2 separate regions of the Mus musculus genome follow, and region 1 is linked to region 2. Evidence: chromatin loops called from intact Hi-C (ENCODE). Cell type or tissue: heart. All regions are shown on one strand. Links, peaks and the distances in the headings refer to the core of each region. The heading gives the core; the rest is flanking DNA. Region 1 holds the start of Ncam2 (neural cell adhesion molecule 2). Region 2 overlaps Ncam2 (neural cell adhesion molecule 2).

Region 1 (11,282 bases), core at 1,881-9,880, 82 kb after region 2:
AAGGTAAGTAATAACTTTGAGAGGAAAAATAAAATCATTCCTTTAAAAAATTTGTCATTGGAATTTTTAACTAGGTGCCTGAATAATACTTTTAAAGAGATAATCATGAAAAAATCAAAATTGCCACAAATGCTATTTTATTGCATTGCATTATTGTTATTGAAATATTATCATTCTTTCTGTCAGATAAGTTCAGTATTTTAAGTACTTCCTTCTCCCTTCTTTATTTGTATTGGATATTTTATTTATTTACATTTCAAATGTTATCCTCAGTCATTCAAGTTAAACTTGTATGAAAGATTTATGTTTGCAGCCAGGCTTTGATTTCAGCATTTTGAAGGCAGAGAGGGCAGTGACCTCTGAAAGTTCAGGGCCAAGCATAGTCTACATAACAAGTTTTAGGACAGACATATCTATGAAATATGGAGGCCCGTCTCAAAAATTGCATATAAAATTTGATAAAAGATCCATTACTTTCAGAGAACCATATGTATATCCACTGATTCCCTCTTTGGTCCATCTGTATCTGGTCAGCAGTTTTACAAACATCTTTATCAAGTTACTTTCCTGTTCAATAAGCAGGCCCCAAAGGTCTACCTATCAAACTTAGTCTTGCTCCAATATCCCACCATGGATGCCATGACTGACCTTTCCAAACCATCCAATAGATTAGACAACTGAATAAATCTTCCAACTTGATATTTAGAACTGGGTTATTCCCGTGGTTGAGACAACTGCATCCTTTCCTACAATTGGGCTGTGTTGTTTCATCTCCTATATCATTGCCTTCATTTCCTCTAGGCATGGTGAAGCTCTCTGCTCTACTGAGGTAAAATGCAGGTTCATGAATATAGGTTTGGCTTTAGCTGTATTTTACATTCAAGTAATGATCTCCCACTTTCAGACTAGATATTTATGGTTTCCGTGCCTTCAGTCACCATGAGAAAGGGAAAGAAACAGGAGATAGTAGAGTATGTCACAGCTGAGCCTCACCATGAAGAGTCAATGAATTTTCATTAAGATGAAACAGGATGAATGCCAAGGAGTATCTAGGACCGTGGAGCAATCAATCATATGATATCTTGATATCTTCTGCCATTTCATATCATTTTGCTGGAAAGTTTATTGCTTTCTCACATGCATCTGATTTTTTTCAATCTGTATTCTTTTATTTCCTCAACTACCAATATGGACAAACATTCTCTTTCAATCCACACACATAAAGATTTTTTCTACAAAACAACAAACATTATTTTTTAAATGCCATGAGATAGAAGTAAAGTTTAAGTACTTAATTCCAAATAATGACTGATCACAATGGATATGAGTAATCAGATTATTGCTCTGTATTGTAATCTTCATCAATAATAATATAAAAGGACTAAAATCTCAAATGAGTCTTGATAAAATTGAGTTACAATGTGACTACAACAACCTCAAACAAGAATATAGTTAGTAGGTACTCACCATATATACCACCCAAGGCTTGTCAATGTTTCCCTGTGCATGCTTGTGAGATGTATGTGTTTGTGTGCTCTTGTTGTTTTTGCTGATATTGCGGTTGCTGATGCTGATGCTGTGTAAGATTGATGCCTGCCTTTTGAAGTGTTGGGAATCAGACCAAGTGTCTCATAAGTAGTAAGCGCACACACTATAAACTGAGCCACACCCTCATGACCACATTTTCACATTTCCAACTTTTTACCTGTCTACATTTTTTATAACTTAACAAACAAGCCATTGATATCAATTTGTATTCAATATGCTTTTGAGTGAGGGGGTACTGTCAAGAGCACATATGGCCTAATGATTGCCACATGCTTAAATAAACCTGGCTCTCCCTCTCTGGGATAGCATCAACTGTCCATAGCATCTCAGTTAAATGTTGGGGTTGATGAATCTCTCAGCAATTCTTGTCAGAACTACTGTTGCCCCGATCTTGTTCAGGTCTTGTGCCGGCAGCCACAGGGCTATGAATTCAAGTCCTATTCTGAAACTGTCACTTCTGTTAATTTACTGGCTCTCACACTCTCTAAGTTTTTAAATCTACGTAAAAGTTTGGTGTTGCCTGAAGTGAGGTAAGCATGTGGACTAATTAGATCTCTGGTAATTACCCATTTGCTTTTCTATCTGATATCCTCTAAGTTCACTTATCCTAATATGTGCCTACCCTAACACTCCAGTCTAACTCATAAGTGCAAGACATATAGCCAACACCATATTGCAAATTGAAAAATAATACATGTGTCTTATGACCTTAAGGGGAACCTCACGTGGTTGTTCATTAAAAAAAATTCTAATATGTTTGTCTAGTAAGGTGTCTGGAACAATGAATATATAAATAAACAAATCATAATTAACGGATTCAATGATGGGAGAGTTCCACTCTTCAGTGGATTAGAGTCTCTAACTGTATAAAATATTTCTAATTACAAAGGAAATTTTATGATTTTGTGTGAATAAATAAGTGATACAATTCTATACATTATTACATTTTATCTGTATGGTGATTGTTGAATATCATGAACAATACCATGTGTAATATGTTCGACATTTTACAGATATCACTATCACAGCAAACTTTAGTGGCTGAGCATCTAGGTCAAGCACTGGCATATGTTAATGTCCAAGTTTTCAATGAGCAAATAGGTGTTCTGTGAATTTCAGTTGCTTCTTCAAGGTCAAGGGACCCTTGGTCACCCGGGCATTATGCTCTCAGGGGCAATGACTTGTTCTTTCCCTGTAAAATAATTTAATAGTGCAAAGCCAAAACCCTATGATCAACCTAAAGTCCTTCAAAGATATCTTGTCATATCTAGGGTGACAAAGATTCTTAAAATTCTTTAGCACCCCTCTTAGTCATTTTCATCCAGGAGTGTCTATGATCATGACGTCGAAGCCCTCTAACTTAACTAGTGGTTCTTGATTAATTGGTAGAGGCGCTGTAAATGTGTGCGCCTAAGAAAAATGCTGTCATCTATTTAGTAGTAGCACCATTGTAATTTAAAACAGTGAGGAACCATTAAAATGGGTAAATGGGGAGCTCCAAGAAGTACATGTGTTTGCTGAACGATTAATGGCAGCTTAACTCTGTTAAATGGCAGAATGTTACTTTTAATAAAAGGGCCAGTTGCTTCTTAATGTGTTCCTTTAGCATGTAATTTGAAAAATTAAAACTAATTGATAATCTTTTAAATACTCTTAGCCTCACTGTAATTGGCAGGATATGAAGATGCAAGAAACTCAAAATTTTCTGAATTTAGCAAAACCAGAAAATCATGTGTATTTCCTTTATAAGACCACTAATGTTGTTTGAATGACTTTCCATATACCCAGAGACATATTAATGACATAATACATAAAAATAAGGAAATGGCAGTAATAACAAGACAAGTGCTTAACAGATGCTCTCGCCTCCTAGCTGAATACTTTTCTCTACACGATCAGAGGTGCACTGATTCAGACAATGATCCTTAAAAAGAGGCAAGCTAAAATGAGTTCCCCAACGTCAGATGCCAACGGAAGCAGCAGGGCCAGCTCTAGAGACTTCCCAACATTCTACCCAGCCCTTCAGCTCTTGCCTGTGAAAAACAAACTCCACAGTTGAGCCTGGCTCCTGTCTTCAGACTGCAAAGCACCTTTCTCCGTCTCACAGCAAACCAGCCCATTTGTGAAAGAAGGCCACGTTATTTACAAAATTACACGAAACTTGACCTTTTCCCTTTACTGAATGGAGTTCTTTTGTTCCCTTAATTGCTTCTCCTGTAAGATATTACATCCTAGCGAACCTCAGTCCCCTGTGCCAAGGAAGAAACTCATCAGACACTCGGGACCGTCCACCTGTGCCTACTGCTCACTAGGCTCAGAGTCAGCTTGGGAAATGAAAGAGAGAACAGCAGGCATCAAGCCGGGGAGGGAATCCTCTGAGCTGTTCACTGACAAAAGAAATATTAATTTATAGAGCCTATATTCCCTAAGTTAGATGGACATTCAGTTAGTTCAAAAGAAACGTCACAGAGAGAGGACGCAGGCAAAGAATTAGATCAGGGTGGACAGAGAAAGGGTTCAAGAGAGGCCATATGTCATAGCCTATACATAGTGGGCATTTGTGGATTTGGCTAGTAGGCATCCACATGCCTGCTCTGTCTTCAGAAGGAACAGATCTCTCCAATGCACAATTATTAGCATTTGCCTAGGAAAAAAATAAATGTAAGCAGATGTCCAGACTCACTCACCGAGTGGGCTTCTCACAGGACCCTCCCCCACATTTTAGGTTAAAGGATGCTATGAATGGTTGACACAGCTTTTTAAAGAGAATGGAATAACCCTGCTGGGTTTCAGTAGAGCAGCATTTCTGTTTTGCATGTGTGAACAACAGTCACAGACTGGCATTAATCATATTAGATGGTTCTTAAAAGGAGATGAAAATGATTTTTAAACACCCGGAAAGTTTCAGAAGCTGCCCATCCCTATTTCAGACTGGGAATTAGACTTAAAAACAGCACATGCCCTGTTAATGAGAGACTCACTAGAGATTTATGACAGCAGAGCCTGGAACTGAGTCTTAAAGAGAAGGTAAAAATAATTGCACACGTTAAGTAATTATAAATTCCTTTCCATGGGCAACTAAGTTCAGAGTTGACAACCTTCTTTCATTAGGTATTGATCTTTCATTGGAAATGGAAGGCTTTCAAAAGAACATTTCTATTTCAATTTTTAATAAAAAAAATTCTCTCATCTCCATGAACAATAACACTGATCTGAAAGTAAGGACTGAAGTTAATAGGTCTTGTTAGCTAATTATGGGATTGGCATCCACTTAAGTTAGTTTTTTTTTTTTCACTTGAGCCATTTTCTTCCATTCTACTGTTGTGGTTCAAAACGTTTTGACTACTTAAAAGGGAATACATCATCGTTGTCTTTCCCCAGTCAAACTGCACACCACTTTCTCAAGCAATAGCTTCAATCATGCTTCATAAAATCCCCTGCAAGTATATTGTTGGAAACGTAAATCAGCCATTTGAGCTTTTAGTATTTCCAAGGCAAACCTGAGGGTCACTGTCTTGTAGGTTTTCATGGCTCCATCAAAAAAAAAAAAAAAAAAAAAAAAAGAAAGAAAGAAAGAAAGAAAGAAAGAAAAGAAAAAAAGAACAAACAGAAATGCAAGTTACACATGGTTCATTAAAAAAAGAGAAAAAAAAAATAGCTCCCAATGGTGTGTCTGATACTTGCGGCTGCACCCGTAATTAGAGAAGAAAACAGCAGCCTAGAGAAATTTAGACTCCTGGATAAGGATTTCTGTTTCCAGGCGTCTTTGACTTCCTTACAGCACATGGCACAGCGATACTACATGCTTGTTCACAGAAAAGCTGGTTCCCCCGGATACTCCACTAAGGGTGTCTGCATGGCATGCCACTGCACGAGACAGAGAGATCTTCTTTACAAAGATGCCATCCGTCTGTCCTGTTTCATTGACGAGGAATATGGGTTCCCCTGCAGGCAGGCTTCCTTGCCACAGTTCTCCTCTCTAACCACCCTGCGTGCTGATTATAAATCAGCTAAATCACAATTTCAAATACAGGCTACATCTAGAGACCCAAAGTGTATCTGCCTTTGTGCACTGTTTATGCCTAGCTACTTAAGCATTCCAACCTCTCCCCTTTCCCTGAATTCCAGCACACTTGGCATCAGCGATGATAAATGCACAGACTCTACAACTGGGATGATTTCCTCCAGACAGCGCATCAATCGGCACAAACTTGCCCCCATATTACTTCACACTACACTCTCCTAATTGCAATTGCATCTAAGTTAGATTTTTCAGACTGCCTTGTTTGAATTCAGAACTGCCTCTCCATGTTACAAATGAACAGTTAAACACAACTACCAACCCAACCCACCCACAAAATGACAGCTCTGTATCTTGTAGTGAACAAGTGTATGCTGATCTTTGCAAGAGAGGTGACTGGATTAATGAACAAGACTAATATGAGCTTCCGATGGATCTATCTGCAATTTTTTCTGAGACTGAAATATTACCCATCCTCTGTTAGGATGGCAGAAAGAGGCACTTTATAAATGAGAGCAATATCTAGCATGTGAATTTGTACTTCAGAACATAAAAATCTACATCCAATCGTGGTTCATCATTTCACTGTAGTTTCAGAGAAAGACAGAGAAAGGAAGTCTTTACATCCAAAATGCCAAGCCCTACTGAGGGATGATAGAAGGACAGTGGGTGCAAGAGCAGAAACAAGCATTTCTTGCTTAAAATGGAGTTATACCACCCCCTGCTGGAGCACATGAGCAACGCAGAAGCGGTGGGGAAAAATGCTTAGAATTGGATCTAGAGAACATATTTTAACTTATCTTGCATTTTATTAATTTCATAGAAAATGCCGCACAAATAATATGGCATTCCTGCACTTTCATGTAATAGGAGAATTATGGATATTACCTTTGCCTTTAAGACTTCCACCAGTGCATATTTTGGTATTTTGTCTCCCCCCAATTAAATGTCCAAACTTGTCTGGACAGTTCAAAACGTTTCAAATGATTGTGAATATATTTTATGTGAACGTAGACTATGGAAGGCAGAATGATAAATTCATAATGCCTATCATCTATATACAGATTAGCAAAGATTGCTTCAACCAATTGTCCCTAGGGCTATTCTAACACGTTTTTTCTCTCTCTCCCCCACCCAAATTAAAAAATAAATAAATAAAAAGCTCCCCAGTACTCCCAGTGCTCCCCAACCTTCCAAATCCCTTACAGGTGCAATTCAAATCGAATGATAGATCGTGTTCAGATTATGCTATATTCAAAGGAGGGGGGGTCACAATGAACGCCTGCAACACAACCCTAGTTTTAGCCATTTGCTGTTTTACAGCATCTATGGCCCCTGTTAGTTTCCAACATAAATAAGCCATCAAACGTTCACTTCACAGCCCACCCACCACCCCCCAAAAAAAAAAAAAACTGGTGTTGGGAAAGAAGAAAAGAATCTCTAAGAATTGAATTTCTTGCACACCACAGAGATTTTTGATAAACGACTTTAATGCTGGTAGTTTTTGCCTCTTCTGTAAAACATCACCATGCCCTTCCCTTCCGCAACCTCAGATATTTAACTGTGAATACACACCAACACACTCATCCAATTTCGGGTAATAAGAGAGAATAAGCCAAAAAAAAAAAAAAAAAAAAAAAATCCCAGAAGCTGGAGCAATTTTCCCTCCCATGATCTCTTTCACACCGACGATGCTTATCTCCAATTCCGCACGGTCTCCTCTCTTATTTAAGGGGTCTTTCGAGCAAACGGATAGAATTTGAGGGGCCGCGTAAAGAAAGAGGTAAAATCCCAACAGTCGCCTCAAGAACCACCGCAACTTTGGTGCCTGGGTTTCGTGGCCCCGGGAGCCTCGCTCTTTGCCTCTCCGGGTTGGGTGGAGAGGGGGAGGGAAAGTGAAGCAAGAAAGCCGCACACTCCTACCTTGCCCGCTCCTGACAAGCAACCCGAGCAGGTAGAAGGAGAGGAGGAGGCTCATGTTCAGGACGTGACACCGGCGGACAGTTCCAAAGTTATTAAGTCCAGCCCCGGAGAGAGAACCTTCCGCTGCCACGGCCGCCTCTGCTAGCCCGCCGCCGCTCCCGGGTGCCCCAGCCGCCCGCAGCCCGCCGCGCGCTCCTCCTCGCAAAGTGACTGCAAGCTCCGCGCCTTGCCGCACTATATCCAGGCGGCGGCGGCGGCGGCAGCAGCGGCCGCCGCGGCGGCAGCGGAGCCGGCGGGAGGAGGCGGGGGCGGGACGGGGCGGGGAGGCGCGGCCCCGGCGGATCCCTCCGCGCGCTCGCCCTGCGAGCCAGGCACGCGCGGCCCCGGGATTCGTCCGCAGTGGAGCCCCAGCCACGGGTTCGAGCCCAGGAGTCCCGGGCTTTTCTAGCTATGCGGATGGTGCATGCTCACGGGGAACAGGGACGCCTGGACACCAGCACCCTCTGGCTCTTTTGCGACCCCGCAGGTGTGGCCGGGTTGCTGAGTACTGCAGAGGGCGAGCCCCAGAGGCACAGGAAGTATTGACCTTTGGTTCCTAAAGAGCTGGGGTGGCAGGGTCTGTGTCTATCCTAGGACTTAACCCTGGCCTGGCCTGACACCCTTAGTGCTTTGACACTTCCCTGTGGATCAGGGGAACAACTGTCTCCTAGGGTGTATGGCTACTAGCCCCTGCTTTAGATGGACCAAGAAAGACATTCATGCAGTGCATCTTTAGGTCCCAATTCATTGGGATGAGTGGATCCCCTCCCTAAAGGGGGGCGCTGCTGAGGGCTAAGATCTAGGAGGGTCTTGGGTTTTTTTTTTTTTTTTTTTATACACCATCTAGGATTAGCACTGTGAGGTAACATTTCCTTGTCAGTGTCTGAAGAGAGAGATCCGGGAATGTAAATGGAGGACCTGAGCTGGGGTTCTTTTTAAGGCCCACTCACCTGCAAACCCCACTGTACCTGCACCCCTCACAACTGAGTGTGTGTGTCACCTGAAAGTGTGACTGGAGGAGTAAGCATGGAGCTGTGGTGTCATGCAACCAAAGTCTGGGGTTGATCACGATATTTCCGCTGGTGGAACAGGGACATAAACTGTCACTTTACTATGACACCTATGACAAGAGACTAATCAGAACCAGAATCTCTGGCCCCAGGATCTGGTCTCTGCCCCGATCAGAGTGAGCAGACACAGCTGACAAAAGGTTCCTAGCCAACACTTTGTTCAGGTTCCTTAGAGTGATCAACCAGCTCACCCCAGACTCAGAGAGCTCCCTGGTGTTTTTCTTATCAGCAAGTACACATGTACAACCACAGTCGACTCTTATGAACATACTGCAGATGAAAACTAATCTCTTCCCCACAAAGCTTGCAGGTTTTCAAATTGACACCCGGATTAGCTAAGTACCTATTGCACATGCATGAACATGCCTGTTCACACACACATGCAAAGGGACCTACACTTAATGATGAGAGGATTATTATTCTGTAAGGGTGTGCACTCTTTTTCTTATTACTTAGAGCCAATTTATTTTAAAGTAAATATGTGGACTATGACAGAGAACAGTCTGATACTATAAAGTAATTTGAATACTCGACTTCATTAAGGTCAGAACAGAGAAAGAAATAGAGAAGCAATGGTCTATCCTCGATTGGTGGAGTTTCCATCTAAATGTTCATATTATAATATGGCATATATAGCTCAAATCTGATTGTATTCATACTGGTGTGTTTTGAGAAAAAGAGACAGACAGAGAATTATTTTTTTTGTATGTCCAGTGGTTAGTTCTTGTCAGTGGGACACAAACTAGAATCATGTGAGAAAAGGATGCTTCATTTGAAAATTTGCCTCGTGGGCAGGTAGGTGTTTCTGGGGTTGTTTTACAAAGCAGGCTAAGCAAGCATGAGGAGCAAGTCAGAAAACAGCATTCCTCGGCTTCAGTTCCTATCTCCAGGTTCATTCGTTGAGTTCCTGACCACAGCACCTTTCATGACAGACTGTGGTTGAGAAATGCAAGCCAATCATCTTTGGACTCTGCATGCTTCTGGGCTTGGTGCTTCATCACAGCAATAGTAAGCAAGCTGCAAGAGCATGGAAAAATTGGTTGAGCAAAATCTTGTCTTTTGGCTGTCTAAAGAGGTGATGTGTAATCCTTCCTCAATTTGGTAGCAATCTTGATAAAGAGAGCAGGCATATACAAAAATTATCTAATAAATCAGGCAATGTAGCAAAAATACACAAGGAATGCATTGCTATTGTTGGGAAAAGAGAGATGGGATGAAGGAGAGGAAGACATAAAGAAAGGGAAATCTTTTCTAAATAGCGTTTTAAAGAAAGGCTTCAGGAAACATTGAAGAAAGGAGGGAGATTAGACAGCAAAGGAGAAGCTGAAGTGAAGGCTAAAGTTCTGAAAGCATCCAGCAGTCTTGGAACACAGGACAGAGTCTAAAGGACAAAGGCTGGAGGGATGGCTGGCTCGGTCTGGAAAGTAGTTATCATGTAAGCCAAGGAAAGTGAGTTCTGATTCACACCATCAATATAGAAAGTTCGTCACAATGAGGTGTGCCTGTTGTCCTAGCATAGTATGTTTAGGAACAGAAGAGAAGAGGACCTGGAACTCACTGACTCATGCGACTTAGCAAATTAGGAAGCTCCACGTGATCAGTGTGAAAACCCATCTTTCTAAACAAGAAACAAGAGGACAGGGGGAAGTTGTACAGTGAGGTAGCTGAAATCAACTTCTGGCATCCATATGGACATGCATAGGTGCTTACAGACAGATGAGCATATACAGACACAGGCACACACAGAGAAATATCTATAACATTACATTGTGTATAACACAGAGTTGAACTTGACTTTGGCAGTGGAGTTAGTACTTACTATGCCAAAAACAAACGGAAAACTGAAAAAACGAAATGAAACGAAACAAAACAAAGCAAAGCAAAACAAAACAAAATGCCCTTGCTATTTTCAACCTCGTCTACACCTTAAGGTATTATCCATGGTAGAGAATTCACCTAGCAAGCACAAGGACCTGGATTCAAATCACAGTTCACAAAAGGAGAAAATATTTAAGAGAAAATTACAAGTGTGCCAACTTCAAGGTTAGAGACTGAATTACAAGTCACCAAACTGCCCATCCCCCAACTGGGGATTACTAACTCAGGCTTTGGTATCATAACCCCAGTTATTCTTGCTAAGTGTTCATCAAGCAGGGTACCACATATTGCAAACACTGAAGGAAAGGCCATCCAGAGACTGCCCTACCTGGGGATCCATTACATATACAGTCACCAAATCCAGACACTATTGTCGATGCCAAGGAGTGCCAAGGAGCCTGATATGGCTGTCTCCTGAGAGGCTCTCCCAAAGCCTGACAAATACAGAGGACAATGCTCTAAGCCAACCTGAGCCCTGGGTCCCCAGTGGGGTCCCCAAAGGAGGGGTGAGAAAAAGGACTGAGGGAGATAAAGGGGTTGGCAACCATATAGGAAGAACAATAATATCAAGCAATCAGACACCCCAGGACTCACAGGGACTAAACCACCAACCAAGAAGTACACATGGCTCCAGCTGCATATGCAGCAGAGGATGGCCTTGTCCAGCATCAATGGGAGGAGAAGCTCTTGGTCCTGTGAAGGCTTGATGCTCCAGTGTAGGGGAATTCGAGGGTATGAACGCAGGAGTGGGTGGGTGGGTGGGTGGGTGGGTAGGGGAGCACCCTCATAGAAGCAGGGGAGGG
Region 2 (11,282 bases), core at 1,026-9,025:
CTATAAACATTTGTGTGGTCGATGGCCAACTTTATTACAGATTGCTATTTTTCTAAATATACAGCAGGAATTGCATTTTTAATAATCCAGTTTCAAATACAGTTCCATTAAATGACAATGTCATTTCACCATCATTTTAGAGCAGAGAAGGCTTGGCTGTTAGTGTGTAGATTGAGTTTTGCTTTTACAATTATCAAGACTGAGTGAACCAGATTATATATCTAAATATTATAATTGTTGACGGAATGTGATTTTGTTATAATATCATATATTTCATTGTTATTACACATAACAAGAATGAATTAGGTTTATAGGCTTTAAAATTATATTATTATTCATAATGATATGTTGAATATATATTTTAGTTCTTACCAGTGTTTTATACAAAAGCATTCCCCTTTATGGGCTATGACTTAGGCAACCAAATCCTCACCTTGTATGCTATGAACATTCAAGTATTTCTTATATTATTTATAGTTTAAAATTTTAAATGCAAAATTACGACAGAATAAGAAACATATCCAGGTGACACGATATGAATAATTTGATGATAAAGCAAGAATTTAAAGATATATTACTATTATTCACCAAATGTATTTTACATTTTAGCAGTCAAATGAAAGGTGAGATTCATTCACATGCTATTTACTGAAGGTACCAAAGACCCATCTGGGACTGTCATTGTAAGTATGAATGATTACAAGTTATTTATACTTTGTTCAATACTTATTTTTGAAATCCCTCATCTTCTGAGGTGCACAAGGAACACTGTGTTGGTATAAATCTGCATGGACAATAAATATAGCAGAAACTCTCAGTTTATTGTAGATTTTATTGATAACTTGATTATACTCAAACTAAAATTGAGTAGAAAATATTGCTCACTGGTAATGAGTAATGTGAGTTATGGAGACTGATAAACATGAGTAGTATAAAACTTTCCATTTTATTTATTTATTTATTTATTATTTTTATTTATTTATTTTTTTTGAGACAGGGTTTCTCTATGCAGCCCTGGCTGTCCTGGAACTCACTCTGTAGACCAGGATGTCCTGGAACTCAGAAATCTGCCTGCCTCTGCCTCCCAAGTGCTGGGATTAAAGGTGTGCACCACCACTGCCAGGCAAAAGAATTTCCTTTTAATTTCTTTCTCTCATTCAGTCGTTAATGACACACAATAAGACATTTCAGGATCTATGTGAATGAGTCTACAAACTTTGTATAGGAAAAGTCTTTGTGGCCTGAATGTGTTATGAGTCCCTAAGTTAGTATTTCTTGTTCTTCTTCCTGTTTTTCTTGCTCTTCTGTAAACTACTCAGCTATTAAAAAGAATGAATTTATGAAATTCCTAGGCAAATGGATGGACCTGGAGGGCATCATCCTGAGTGAGGTAACCCAATCACAAAGGAACTCACACAATATGTACTCACTGATAAGTGGATATTAGCCCAGAAACTTAGGATACCCAAGATTTAAGATACAATTTGCTAAACGCACGAAACTCAAGAAGAACAAAGAACAAAGTGTGGACACTTTGCCCCTTCTTAGAATTGGGAACAAAACACCCATGGAAGGAGTTACAGAGGCAAAATTTGGAGCTGTGACTAAAGGATGGACCATCTAGTGATTGCCATATCCAGAAATCCATCCCATAATCAGCTTCCAAACGCTGACACCATTGCATACACTAGCAAGATTTTACTGAAAAGACCCAGATATAGCTGTCTCTTGTGAGACTATGCCGGGTTCTAGCAAACACAGAAGTGGATCCTCACAGTCAGCTATTGGATGGATCACAGGGCCCCCAATCGAGGAGCTAGAGAAAGTACCCAAGGAGCTAAAGGGAACTGCAACCCTATAGGTGGAACAACAATATGAACTAACCAGTACCCCGGAGCTCTTGTCTCTAGCTGCATATGTATCAAAAGATGGCCTAGTCGGCCATCACTGGAAAGAGAGGCCCATTGGACTTGCAAACTTTATATGCCCCAGTACAGGGAAACGCCAGGGTCAAAAATGGGGAGTGGGTGGGTAGGGGAGTGGGGGGATGGGTATGGGGGATTTTTGGGATAGCATTGGAAATGTAAATGAGGAAAATACCTAATAAAAAAACAAAACAAAACAAACAAACAAACAAACAAAAATAAAACAGAAGAGGTCACCTAACACTTGCAGCTTCAGTTTTCTTTCTTTTTCTATGAATAAAAAGTGTTTCATGTTATGATAAGGATAGATTGAAACAATGCCTGTGAAATTCAAATAAGGTTACAGACAAAACATACTAATGTATTGACTGTTACTGCCAGCTTTTAAAGTCCTGTCCTCACGATACGCTAGTATTAAATAAATTTGCAAGGCAGAAATATTTTTTCTAGAAATGAACCCTATCTTTCTCAAAGCTTCCCATCAGTGAGACTGTATAGAAAAATAGAATGTCTTATCTTCTTTACAATCTTGAAATCCAGGTGTCTAAAGTTCAGTAAAAAAAAAAAATTGTAAAAAATTGTTTTTATCCAAGCAAATTGTTTTCCTAAGTTTGACAGAGAGTAAATAGGCTATTTCTTCAATTAGAAAAACACCTGTGCATAGCCTCAGTTGACTTGGCAACCATGAGATTCAGTATGTCTAGGAAATCTGTACATGTATCGAAAACTATTTTGCTTAATGTCTTAGCTACTGTTGTTTCTTTATGCTTAATTATAATCAACAGAGAAAAAACAATCAATGATAAATATAAGAATAAATAGGTACAATTTTTCTACTTTCTAATTTTAGTTTTCTACTTTCTAGTTTTACCTTTAAACATTGTCAAAAATTCCAGTTTATAGCTGGAAAAATAATTAAATAAAATACAATATAAAATGTCAACATTCACCACTCATATATAACTATATTTGTTACTTCAAAACATTATCTCTCAATCCAACTATTTAAATATCTCAAAGGACTCTGTTAAGCAGCCCTACATCCTGGTGGTAATGACGTCATACACAACAGTTGAAGGGGTGCAAACTATATGGACTCTTCTGCTGAAGATCAACTCTAACCTCACCAAGCTGGCTCCTGATATTTCCTCTTACTTCTCTAATAGAAGTCTACACTATATTCTGCTAACACTATACTTCCTCCATCAGCATAGGATTTAAGTCAATCAATTAAATAATCAAACAATCAACCAATAAATAAATAGATACACAGTAGATAGATTAAATAAATATATTAATTTAAAAAACCCTAGTAACCAAGAGAGTGTCATAGTGTTTCTCGCAGCTTGAACCTGAAGTTCATTTTCATGGTAATTTTGCATTTGCTAATAAATTCTGATGCGTAGCTCTGTTCTTCTATACAATCTTCTGCAAAATTTTCTAACGTGACTTTTAATGTATAATGTATTATTATGTGATATGGTTGTCATTCCTCTCATAACTGCCATATTTGCCAATGTCATCATCATCATCATCATTGTCATCATCTTAATTTTTGAACTTGAGTCTCATATTGTGGCTCCAATAGCTCTCAGACTTAGTATATAATCCACGCAGGCTCCTGCCTCCTACTTCCAGCCCTGACATGGCAGGTATGTAAAACTGTGTCTGCCTAGCATATTTGTTTCTTGCAGAGATATACACTAACCTATAAGTGACTTGTAAAGATATGATCTATATATTATTCATAAAAGTGTGGGAATATATATATATATATATATGTATATGAAATAATACCAATTTTATTTAGTGGGAGCTTTAATTTCATAGACAGAAATCAATTATTGCGTGTATTGTTACTTTTACATTTTACTACATATTTTACTCCAAAATAATGGACACTTCTTGTAATTTACTGGTAGGGTTCTGGCGCATTAATTATTCTGTTTGTACTTTGGAGAATTGTGTCTTGTCAGGGTTTGTTTGATAGTCATTTCCTTCAAATAATCAGCCTTTTGTCAAGTCTCCTGAGTTTAATTCCAGTTTCACACAGATCTGGAAATGGCAAGCATCCAATTCTGGCTTTAGTTCACAGATTTATTTATTTATTTTTTTGGCCTGAAACAAATAAGTACCAAGAACACTCTAACAGTAGCCTTAGACTAAATTTCAAAAATAAGTTAATATTTCAGGGACGAGTTCCTTGGAAGATTTACCCCCGATAATAGCTGTTTTGTAAAACTTGGGCTTTCTACAGCTGCTGAATTTCTGAGTTTCCTAGGAGACTGTAAGCTGCGTCACTTTCTTAAAAACGATGAAAGCAGTCCTCAGTCTGTGCCTAAGCCTTGTTGATCCACAAGAATGACTCCTTTGATTAAAAAAAAAAAAAAAAAAAAAAAAAAAAAGACTAGACAGGAATGTGTGAACTTAGTGATGGAACCTAAAACTTTTTATGGCAAACTGTATGCAGAAATGCAGATAATGCAGATATGATCCTAAGAGTTAAGATTTCCACTCCTCTTAAAGCCATGTGAAAAAAATGACGATATGCCCAGTAGTTCTCCAGTTTTCTTTATTTCTTTGTTTTCTTTCTTGCTGGCTTTCCTTTATTATTAATGGATTAATTCATTCATTCCAAACCCAAACACAGTGTGATTCACAGAAAGCCCTCTTCTCTGCCAACCATTAAACAATGCATCAACAACATTGCCCACTGGCACTTGTATAACTCAGCATTAGGTTGGAATATCATCTTACATGAACATCGTATCAGCCATTTTTATTTTCATCTGTCAAAATTTGAGCTAGTACTTTTACATGAAAATGAAATTTCCTTTATTATCCACTGTAAATATTTTGATTTCTATCTATAGTTTATTAACCACTTAAGCACCAAAGTTCTAATTAAATTGCTAATTCATCTCTCCATATATTTCATGCTGAAAGCTTTAAAAATGATCTTTGGAGCTTAATAGGAAGCTAAACCACTTGTGACCAACTTCATAAAATAAAACTGTATCTTAATAAAGTTAAAAATGTGGACTTCTCAATAATCTTATATAGTATTTTAGGTTTTGTTTCTAATGACAGGTTATGTATACTTCATCACACACACACACATATTTCAAAGTCCAAATTTGTGACAAGGTAATCTAACTTTTTTGTATTCTTAAAGTATCATATTTGAATATAAAACTATTTGGTTTTCTCCTTCTGTATTTACAGAAAACATCTCGGCAGGGGGCGCTCTCTCCACAGTGACTTAGAGCAGAGAATCAATGAAGCAGGTACTTCAAGTATCTACAGCCATAGAGCCATTCACAGAACCCAGTGTCATTCTTATTGATTGTTTGGCGCTTGTTATGAGCCATGGATAATTTCCAACAAAGTAAATATAATCTTAGCACATATTCTAAAAGAGTGAACGCTTGAAATGTTCGGGAATGGCTGTAGCTTAGCATGGCTCTTGAAGCTGTAAACTGAAGCAAGAACAGTGCCAGGTAATTTAATGTTTTTTTTTTTTTGTTTTGTTTTGTTTTGTTTTGTTTTGTTTTGTTTTGTTTATTTTAGGTTTAGTTTTCTGTGCATGCAAGAGAATTAAATGCATTCTCTTTCTTTTCATTCTCTATTCTTACTGAATCAAAAATGAAAAAATATAAATTATAAAATAAATACACTATGTAGGCTATATTATGTATTCTGTCATGAAAAGAGGACTTGTGACATTTACATGTGTCTATGTATGTGTGTGTGTGTTATAGATATACTTACACACATAGTATCTAAGAAATCAAAATATCTTTAATATAGGAGATTAAAATAATAGGAAAATTATGTGATTGTTATTTTAGGACATATAAAACATATAAGTGTCCAGGTCAAAATGAAATCTCAAGTCTTCAGACATCATGTATGCCCATATGACATAAATAGATGAGGAAAGACGACCACAGTGAGTAGAGAAAGATCAGGCAAGAGAACCTCATAGCAAATGAAGGGGTCAGTTAATTCTTAAGGGAACTCCCCGTAAATAAGAGAAATGTTATAGACACACGCGCGCGCGCGCACGCACGCGCACACACACACACACACACACACACACACTTGGTAACAACGACAAACATGGTTAAACCAAGGCATTGTAAGTTCTTATATTTAGACAATAGTAGAATTTGCTATTCTCTGTGATTACATGACTTTCTGCCCTTTGGTGTAAGAGTGAGCAGCTGGGCCTACAGAGGTGAGTATTCATTAGATAGGCTTTGGCTTGGCCTCTGTAGGTCATTAGTATATGTGATTGTCTACTGACACACTTAGTTCATACAGCTATTTCACTCTGCCATCTTTTTGCTCTTATTACAAACATAGGCAAAGATTTCTACAGAATGTCTCATTTGTAAACAAAACAAAACCACCATTTAATTGCATTGTTTTATAATACCATACATTTGTTTCAGACAAATACTTAAAATTTTTCACTGAAAATTAGAATTTAACAGTTTCACACTTTAGTTATTAAATTGCATTTTATTGATCTATCTATCTATATTTCTATCTATTTATTTATTTGTGACACTTGGCTATAAAAGCCCTATTCTGATGCAACTATTTTGGTAATTTCTCAGTTATGCAATATGAAGGACAAAACATCAAGAAGCTATGATAATAAAGACTGAAGAACAGGAAGAATAGAATAATTACATTTTAGAAGAAAAGAAATTAAATCTATGAAGAATCACATAGTTCAAGTGGTAATCTAGGCTCTTCGTCAGAGAGGAAGAAGGAAACAGCAAAATAAGAGCAAGTGAACCTATGTGACTGAGGTATGATCAGTGGTGTAGGGAAGGCAGGGTAGCAGAGTGGCTGAGATGAGCTGCTAGAACAGCCTGGAAGCTCTAGTTTAGGAGCAGAAGAGAAATCAAGTAATATAACAAGCCACACATCTTTCTAGCAGTTGAAATTTCCCTGGGTGGAAATCATCTTCACCTGTGACTTATAGTACATCTCATTAAGCATTTTGTACGTTAGTGCAGTAAACTTGGGGAGTTCAAACAGCTGATTGTTAATAGTATGTGTGTGTGTGTTTATCCTATATGCATAAAAGTATATACATATTAAGATACATATAATGCCCACTTATAAGCTTACACACACACATATATGTGTATATATACACACACATATATATACATATATATATATGTATGTATATTGTACATATAAAATATATGAGCTTACTCTCTCATTCTCTATTGCAGACACACACACACACACACACACACACACAGAGTTCAGGACTAAGCCTGCAGTTATCAGTTATCCTCAGCACTGACATGATACTTGTTTCATTCCTTTTCATTTCCTTTTAAGTTTCAATTACATGTTGAACAAAATGGCTGGCACACTGTACATAGATTAGTAGGTCATCAATACGTTATCTGCAACATGTGAGTAAAACTACATACACTCACATGTTCATATCCTGTGGTCTTGCTTTCCCCAGCTTGCATCTTTTGTATTCATCAGTGCTGCTGCCAATGCTGGTTTATCTGTTTCATGCAATGAACATCACCTTAACCAGCAGCGGTTGTCTACTTAAATGCATTACCTGCTATGATGGTTTGGGGTTCAAAACCTTTTGTAGTAGCTTCAATACTGACACAAATATATAGAGGTGCCTATGTCTTGTTACTCTTCATATGTACATCTCTCTGCAACACAGGCAAGGACAGCCTTGTGTGATACATTGGAAGGTAAAGAAATATATGGACAACATCCTTCAGGCTTAATATGCATAAAAATACCAGCTCTGAAATTAAATGCAATTCTTTCACTGAACCTTCCTGTTTAAAAATATGTATATAAATTGATCCCAATGAACTTACGTAACAAGTGAGTTTGACATGTTTAACCTCTCCATTATGATTCTGGCATATAGAAATTTGTTAAAACGTTTCTTATATTGTTTTATATATAATAGTAAGGCTGAGTAAAAACAGTATACCTGATTTTATAACTATGTGGAAACAAAACTTCATTATGATGTTACAAAGTGAGACAATTTTGATCACTAAAAAGAGGTTAGAAGTATTTTTTTCACTAGAGAAAAAAGATGATGTGGTAATAAAGTTTCAAGGCCAGCCTGGTCTACAAAGTGAGTTCCAGGACAGCCAGGGCTACACAGAGAAACCTTGTCTCGAAAAAAAACAAAACAAAACAAAACAAAAAAAATCAAAACAAAACAAAAAATAAAGTTGAAACTATTTTATATCTAGCCTAAGTTTGTATTTACCTAAGAATGCATTCTGACAGTGAGTGATACTGCACAGACAGAATTCCATGATTCCACTGTGTTCCATCATAATATGAAGGAAAACTGCACAGGTTTATTTATTTAAAACACTCTGCCTCACCAGGCACAAGACAACTGAACACATAACGTGGACAACAAATCTCTTAAAAAAAAGATAAGTAACAATCTATCCTCCCATTTTCTTTTGTTCTTTTCTCACATATTTATCACAAATAAATAAAAGTGACTAGTAGGAGATATCATAAATTCTACTTTAATTTAAGATAATGTGATATTTCTTTGTCCTTAACTGTTTCAAGGTGTCTAAGCTAAGCAACACACATATTAAAAATTAAAAAAAAAACCTGCATTTGTCATAGTACCACTTTCCTAGTAGATGCAGATGTCTTACATTATTCTTAACCATAGTGAAGTCAGATTTTTAAGATTTGTTGAAGTTACTATACTCTCTTCTTGAAGAGCACACTGCATGGTCCACCAAAATCTTATCCCGAGATCAACAGAGAAGTCGCTTCTGATAGGTAAATCTGTAACAAGACTCAATTGCTATGCTGTAAAGAGTAAAAATAAAAAGTAATAATAAATTATGTAAAAGGTCTTGGTTTCATGCAGAAACTACTGTTTTATAACACTACTTTCTGTGTTTCTTGATCATTTTTATTTACTGATTTAAGCTATATTAAAATCAAATCTGTTTGCAACTTTTAGGTATTTTAACTAGTGAAAAATCAACTAGAAAAATGAGGTCTTCATAAAAAATAATATTAGGTACTTGAATAATTTTTAAACCACAGACTATGATACAAAATGAACAACAGAGGAAGAACAAAAGGAATGATTAAGATTAACATCCCTGCCCGGCAGTGGTGACACACACCTTTAATCCCAGCACTTGGGAGGCAGAGTCAGGTGGATTTCTGAGTTTGAGGCCAGCAGAGTGAGTTCCAGGACAGCCAGGGCTACACAGAGAAACTCCGTCTCGAAAAACAAAAACAAACAAAATAACAAACAAAGAAACAAACATCCCTGCAGATTAATTTTGTGGAATCATAGTTAGGGGGCAATACAAATGCACATCCTGTAAAAGACAATCTGATTAATCATTACCAGCTTGAATTTAGGCAGAAAGAACATGCTTTGCAAACCTACTACAACATCCTGACATTCTGAATTTCATAATGCGCTGAAAGTAAATTTGTAATGTGCACTAAGAAAGAAAAGTCTAGATGAGTAATATCCTATTATGTACTAGACAAATGGCTGTGAAATGGGAGATAAAATAAATAAGGCTACACTTAATAAGTTAAGACTAATATTTATACTATGTATTTAAACCTGAATTTTGTGCTCTCATTAACCACAGTGAAAGATCGATAAGCTAAACCATAGTATCAGATTGTTTTTATCATATTATAAGACATAAGATTGACAAAATATTGATTTAAAATAATGTAGTCATGTATTGAAACTCAGTGCATTGAGAAAGTGAGGCTGTAATTAGGTTGTTTTTTTGCAAGTTATAGAAAGAACATACACTGAACAATATCAGAAAGAAACACATTGATTGATAGACAGCCCAACCATTATGCTAAAGAAACACAAAATTATATCACACATGCTTAGAAGTTGTTTTCTCAAATTCTTAGATAATAGAGAACTACTGAAAGAAAGTAGAAATTAGTGACTTTTGTCAACAGAAGTCTAAGTAACCTCACTATAATTTTAAACTATTATATACCAATATATATTTCAAAATTATGTGTTAAATATTTGTCTTTTGCACATAATAGTGTGTAGATTATTCATCGCTATTCAACAAAGGAATTGTAAATTTTGAGTAAGTACATAAATTAAACTTTGAATCAGAAATAAAATTTCCACTTAAGAGTTACATACAATTTACCCACATGAGTATACTTTCCATGTTACATTTGATAAGAAATCATAAAATTTCTAGTGCTATATTTGCCTGAGAAATGTGTTCGTTTGTTTTAAACACAGTCAAAACTGTCAACTTTTAAAACTCATAAAATAATGATGAAAATGTAGTCATGTGCTTGTGCACACACAACCACATGGGAATATAAAGTGATAAAACTATCTTCTTGTCAAAGGAAAACAAACAAGAAATACTCATTAATTGAATCTGTGACAAACTACAAACTAGTTGGTGATGAAACCAAGCTTTATTTTAACACTTTAACTTATGCCCTGTGTGTATAGTGGATACTGGCTAAACGTGTTTTTTTATTTTTTTAGGCTGATGCAAAGTAAATGTAACCCAACTCAATTATGTTGTAATGTGTCTGAAAGCACAAATAAAATCAGACATTTTTTATCAACAGAGAGGAAAGAGTTGTTTGAGACAAAGAACATGCTTAGGACATTTAACTACTTAGACATTTTATAATAAACAAAATGTTCAATTAACCAACAGGAAATAATCTAAATGCTGAACGTTTATTTACAAATTAATTTAAAGAACTACTTTTCCATTTTGCAGATAAGGAAACTGAGGAATGCAGTGGTAAAATGGCAGGTCTAATGTCATTCATTCCCTAAATAGAGAGGTTGAGATTTGAGCCAAGACACTTCAATATCGCCTAGAAATGGCAGAAGTTGTACTCATGAAGTCTCATCAACACGACTGCCTAAACTGAACAAGAACAACATGAAAATCCCAGAAGATCTCAAACCAAGACAAAGAAGCTGAGGAAAGCTGGAAGCAGAAGTCGTTGTCCCAATGGAAGAACAAATCAGTTGATTATTCAGTACCAAATGCTCAACCCTGAAATCTTAGTTATAAGTAGCATTTTATGGACTGAGCAGTTGATATTGATGTATTTAGTAATACACAACTAAAGAAAATGAGACCATGTATTTGCAAAATAGCAAGGGGAGACACATGAGAAGTACTGGTATAACAGGTAAGGGGGAAAATTAGATAACTTTATTATAATCTCAAAAATTATATGAAAAAGAGCAGAACTGATTTAGTTAAAAGACCACATACACCATTTAAAGGATTATGTAACCATGTTTTT

What was found. Hi-C counts contacts between places; a loop is a spot of excess contacts. Peaks named below come from ENCODE experiments on the same cell type or tissue, not always from the same donor. Only the 100,000 strongest peaks of a DNase experiment are listed, where the experiment ranks them.
Region 1: a loop joins it to region 2, with 11 times the contacts of the local background. A loop is called at or near these places in 12 of 42 quality-filtered maps.

Annotation. Positions count from the first base shown.
Region 1 is chr16:81,197,179-81,208,460 of GRCm38, reverse strand. It overlaps Ncam2 (neural cell adhesion molecule 2), which reads right to left and starts at 7,764. Exons shown (of 18, transcript NM_001113208.1): 1 at 7,493-7,764. The coding sequence starts at 7,547. In heart, for the core only: a CTCF peak has its summit at 6,306 (motif pointing left); a DNase peak (open chromatin) is centred at 7,910; H3K4me3 peaks cover 1,411 bases; H3K27ac peaks cover 384 bases.
Region 2 is chr16:81,278,366-81,289,647 of GRCm38, reverse strand. The region is part of intron 1 of Ncam2 (neural cell adhesion molecule 2); the gene reads right to left. Among named protein-coding and RNA genes, the nearest start is that of Ncam2, 83 kb to the right of the region's middle. In heart, for the core only: a CTCF peak has its summit at 5,160; no DNase peak of the experiment used is centred there.